Linked DNA regions of Homo sapiens: region 1 is linked to region 2. The links are chromatin loops, found by intact Hi-C in ENCODE. Cell type or tissue: A673. All regions are shown on one strand.

Region 1 (2,500 bases), 490 kb before region 2:
CGCTTAGCCGCCGGGGATCAGGCTCCGCGGCCTGCCGGGGGCGGGGCTGGGCCGGGCCTCCGCTTAACTCCTTCCAGCCCGGCCTCCCGGCAGCGGCCACGCCCCCTCAGGTGCGCACCCCCGCCTCCCCGCTTTCCGGCCGCGATGCCCTGGGCCGCCCGGGTCAAATAAGCTCCGGCCTGAGCTTGAATAACGGGAGGGAATTAAGGGCTGATGGTGCGCATGCGAAGCTTAGCTGCCCAGGGAGTCCCCTCTCCTCCCTGGGTTACTGTCCGTTGAGGGTCGGGCTCAGAAACCTGCCGGATTCCTGGGCTCCAGGGACCAACGGGGCAGAAAGGTAGGCCCCTCAGGCCCAGCCGCAATCAGAGGTAGCCTAGCAACCTGTCCACCTTCCTGGCCTGCGCCCCGGCCCAGCCTGCCCATTTCCCAGGTCTCTTCGACTCCGACACCTTGAACCTCTGGCCTCCCTAACACCTTCTACCTTCACGGGAGGTTGTGATACCCCGGGGCTATAGGAAGCCTTTGGCCGGCCCATACCCAGCTTAGCCCCGACTCCTCCTCACTTCATCCTGCCGCCTCCCAATAAAGAAGAGAGTCCAGGTCCTCCGCCCTGTGACCACCCAGCCGGGACCTCCCTCTTACTACTTTGCCCAAAAGACTCTAAGAGAGAAGCCTCCACCTGCAGGGAAGCCCGTCCTTCCGCAAGATCCCACCCCCCTCAAAGAACGCTGTCCCTCGGAGACCCCTCCCTTCCTCAGTGAGACACCTCCCTTTCGGGGGCACTTTTCCCCAGTGTGGCACTGCCACCGTCAGTGTGTCAGAACCCCTCAGTGCTGCACCCCCTTGCTCTGTGTTCCTCCCACGCAGTGAGACCCCACCTCCGAGGAAATCCACTAGTCATTGTGACCCCTCCTCTCAAGGTGACTCCTCCCCTCAGTGTGACCCAGCCCTCCTCAGTGTGAGGGTTCCGCCCTCCACGTAGGAACACGGTCTGCCCCCTAAGGCCGGAGGAGGGGCTGCAACTGGCCTCTTTAAGTCGGCGCGGTGCCTGGGTGCGCACGCAGTCTCAGGACTCCGTGCACTCGCCGTACCAGACGCTTCCGGTTCTGCCGCTGGTTCCTCCTCCGGCCTCGGCGAAATAGCCAATCATCGCTAGGGTTGGGTGGTGACACGCGATCCCGGCGGTCCACTCCGGGGCAAACGGTTTAAAAGGGCGTCGTTGAGCCGCCTGCCACCTAGCGGCGGAACGGTGGGCGGAGGGAGAGAAAGCTGCCGTCTCGAGTGCGGAGGCAGGCTGAGAGCTCCTCGAGGAAGCGAGGCTGAGTCCTGCAGGAATTCTCAAGTACTGTATTGATATTTCTGTAGTAAGCTTAAAAGAGAATTAATACAAGCACAGTCCGTATCGCGTGGGGTTACCGTCTTCCAATGGAGTCTGGTTACACGTTTATGAGACTTGGAGCCAAGAAATACTACTCGCTTGTCGAGGGCTACTGAGAAAAGAATAAAGACGGTCATAAATGATACATGATGCCTTAGAGTCAAGAGAAGGCCAGATGCTGTCTTGGTGCGCTGTACAAGGGAAGGTATTGCACAAGTTTGGAGCGAGAGGAATGGGAGACATTCGCAATCCTTCCACAGCCGGTGGAGGCAGGCCAACCTCACAGAATTGCACGGGGCACGTGCATCCTGTTCTTTTTTCTGGAGGCGTTTGGTCTTCAGCACACGCTCATTCATCACATTAATGTTAACATCTACAACTAATTTGTGAATTTGCTTTTTATTGTATGACATCTGTAAACACTAGGAATTTATGCCTCATTTTGTTTAATATCATAGATCTTTTAACCGACACTGGGTTCTGGCCCTTTATCACGTTTGAGAATTACTGTAGTAGTTGGTGATGGTAATGCCAAGCCAAAGAGCCAGGTGCCTATTTTTTGTAAGATGATTGCGGTGGTTGTATGGAGGCCGGGAGACTGATTAGGAAGGAGGCTGTGACTGTGGTTCAATCAGGAAAGGATGAGACCAGCCTGGCCAACGTAGTGAAACCCCGTCTCTACTAAAAATACAAAAAAATTAGCCTGATGTGGCGAGCGCCTGTAATTCCAGCTACTCTGGAATCTGAGGCAGGTGAATCGCTTGAACCCGGGAGGCGGAGGTTGCAGTGAGCCAAGATCGCGCCATTACACTCCTGTCTAGGCGACAAGAGCGGGACTCTGTCTCAAAAAAACCTTTTGTTGTTGTTTGTATGGTGGAAAATGTCTTAACACACACACACAGAATAGAAAAATGAATGTTTATTTACCTTGGATTAGTAAGACCATTTTGTTGGAAACCCATAGTGCAAAATTGGCTTTCCTTTGCCTCAGTTGTACTGTTGCCATATTTGACCTGGCCCAGGTGAAAGTACCTACTTTCATTTACCCTTCTATGTCAGTGATTCTCCAATGAGCAATTCATGGCCAATCTTGTTTCATCTATACCCGTGCCCTCTTCCCCA
Region 2 (2,500 bases):
TCGGGAGTTCGAGACCAGCCTGACCAACATGGAGAAACCCTATCTCTACTAAAAATACAAAATTAGCCAGGCGTGGTGGCACATGCCTGTAATCCCAGCTACTCGGGAGGCTGAGGCAGGAGAATCTCTTGAAACCAGAAGGTGGAGGTTACAGTGAGCCGAGATCTTGCCACTGCACTCCAGCCTGGGTGAAAGAGCGACAACTCCGTCTCAAAAAAACAAAAAGAAAATCAGAATAAAGTGTGGGTTTTAGTTATTGTTAATGTATCAATATTGGCTTATTAATTGTAATAAATGAACCATATAAGGAAAGATGTTAATAATAGGAGAAACTAGGTGTAGGGTATATATGAAAACTCTCTGCACTATTTTTACAAGTTTTCTGTAAATCTAAAATTGTTCTAAAATTAATTTTTTAAAGTCAAATAATTTACCTAAATCTATACAGCTAGTAAATACTCAAAGGTATGAGACAAACTCATAAGTTGAACCCATAAGTTGAAGTTTGAAGTTGAAGTTGAAGAAGTTTAGATGACTTCAAACTCTGTGGTTTTCCCACTACCCAAAACCTTTCTTAGTTTACCCTTCTGGGATTATGTAGGCATTTGTATCACTGTCTAAATAATAAGTTCCTTATGGCCAGAGAAAATACTTTTTTCTTTCTTTTTTTTGCGCTTCCACACCACTGACGTTGAGTAAACCAGTTTAAGTTAACTACTGACAAAGTCACAGAGCCTAAAGAATCTGAGATTTGGCCGGGTGCTGTGGCTCACGCCAGTAATCCCAACACTTTGGGCAGCCGAGGCGGGCGGATCGCTTGAGGTCAGGAATTTGAGACCAGCCTGGCCAACATGGTGAAACCTGTCTCTACCAAAAATACGAAAATTAGCCCGGCCTGGTGGCGCGCGCTTGTAATCCCAGCTACTCTGAAGGCTGAGGCAGGAGAATTGCTTGAACCCAGTAGGCGGAGGTTGCAGTGAGCCGAGATCGCACCACTGCACTCCAGTTTGGGCGAAAGAGCGAGACGCCGTCTCAAAAAAAAATAAAAAAGAATGTGACTTTTGTAGAACTTGATCAAATCCAGACCCAAACGGTCCGCTCCTCGGAGAGGCCACAGATCGGCGCTGAGCTGGGCTGTCTCAGTTCTGCAAGTGTCCTGTGCTGCCATCTACCGGTGTCTGGGAAGCGTCGCCCTCCCTTATTGTATCTCCTGGGGAGAGGTTGGAGAGGGCGCCGCTTAAACTGCAGAACATATGTAACTGTCATGCAGTTCATTAGACACCTGTACAAGGGAAAGGCCTCACTTTTCTCCAGCAATTGCAGGCCCTCCTAACTCCATATCAACACTCATCTCGTAAAATTCACAGATCTCGCTGACCTGCCTCAGTAGGTACTGATCTGACTCCTACTGTCCATCCCATCCCAGAACCCACACCCGCCTGCACAGCGTAGGCTTCAGAAACTGCTCAACCTCGCAGACCTGAACCCCACCGCCCAGATTCCCTCATTTTCACAGACCCCTGAGATTCCTTGCACTACCTTGCAATCCCTACGGACCTCCCCTATTAGTGCAAATGCACGCGCCCACCCAGACATCCCTACAAAGAGGTTAGAGTTCCGGCGGCAGCTCACACCGGTGCGAAAGCAGCGAGATAGCCCCAACCCGGCTCAGAGCCCTCAGGCTGGTGGCTTTGGCCCTGGCTCCATCTCCCCACCTCTGCCCTGATCCGCTCCGCTCAGGCTAGCAGCCTGCCGGCCGAGGCCCCGCCCCTCTAGACTTGTCATCACAGAAGCCGCACGTGGCCGGGGTGGGACCTCAGGCGACCTGCGACCATCACTTTGTCTCCTCCTTCCTCCTTTGGGGCCGCCACCGCCAATCAGAGCCAGCGGATCCTGGTTGGAGTGCGACCGCCCGGGTGAGGCGTGAGGGAGAAGGGGCGGAAGGAGGAGGGGCTCTGAGATGGGAGGGGGATCGTGGTGGAAGGGTCTTGGCGCGACTTCTGCCAGGCTGGAATCCGAGGGGGCGGGTCCTGGTGAAAGGCGGAGAGACCGAGAGGAGGCGGGGATCGGGGGTGGGGCCTGGGAAAAGCTGAGGATCCTGGGGAAATGCAAAGAAAACGCGAAGGAGGTGCGAGGTCAGAAGGGGGCGGGGCCCGGGCTACAGGGGAGGAGCTCGAGAAATTAAACGAGGAAAGGGACAAGTCCACAGAAGGTGGAAGGTGGGACAAGGGAGAGGGTGGGCCCGGGCGTTGCGGGGGCGGGGCTCAGACTGAAGGGGCGAGGTTTGCAGGCGGAGGCTACAGCTAGGGCTGCTCAGTAACTGCCCCAACCACTACCACGTCCCCAAGTGCAACGGGACCCACGGAACTACAGGTGTGGGGCAGGGTGAGCGTGGAAGAAGGGACGCGGATGGGGGTGCGCTTTGCAGACGATCTGGAGACTGCTGTGTGTTGAGGGAAGATACGAAGTCGCGGGAGCAGTTGGGGACTCAATGTGTGGG

Evidence for each region. Peaks named below come from ENCODE experiments on the same cell type or tissue, not always from the same donor. Only the 100,000 strongest peaks of a DNase experiment are listed, where the experiment ranks them.
Region 1: it touches region 2 in a loop (5-fold over the local background); 27 of 110 quality-filtered maps call a loop at or near these places.

Annotation. Positions count from the first base shown.
Region 1 is chr9:35,602,788-35,605,287 of GRCh38, reverse strand. It overlaps TESK1 (testis associated actin remodelling kinase 1), which reads right to left and starts at 26. Exons shown (of 10, transcript NM_006285.3): 1 at 1-26. RefSeq lists a silencer at 1-200 and an enhancer at 681-790. In A673, CTCF peaks have their summits at 1,021 and 1,229 (motif pointing left); DNase peaks (open chromatin) are centred at 67 and 1,107; H3K4me3 peaks cover 1,778 bases; H3K27ac peaks cover 1,625 bases.
Region 2 is chr9:35,115,678-35,118,177 of GRCh38, reverse strand. It overlaps ATOSB (atos homolog B), which reads left to right and starts at 2,316. Exons shown (of 9, transcript NM_025182.4): 1 at 2,316-2,373. RefSeq lists a silencer at 2,112-2,171. In A673, a CTCF peak has its summit at 1,181 (motif pointing left); DNase peaks (open chromatin) are centred at 1,167 and 2,017; H3K4me3 peaks cover 1,114 bases; H3K27ac peaks cover 259 bases.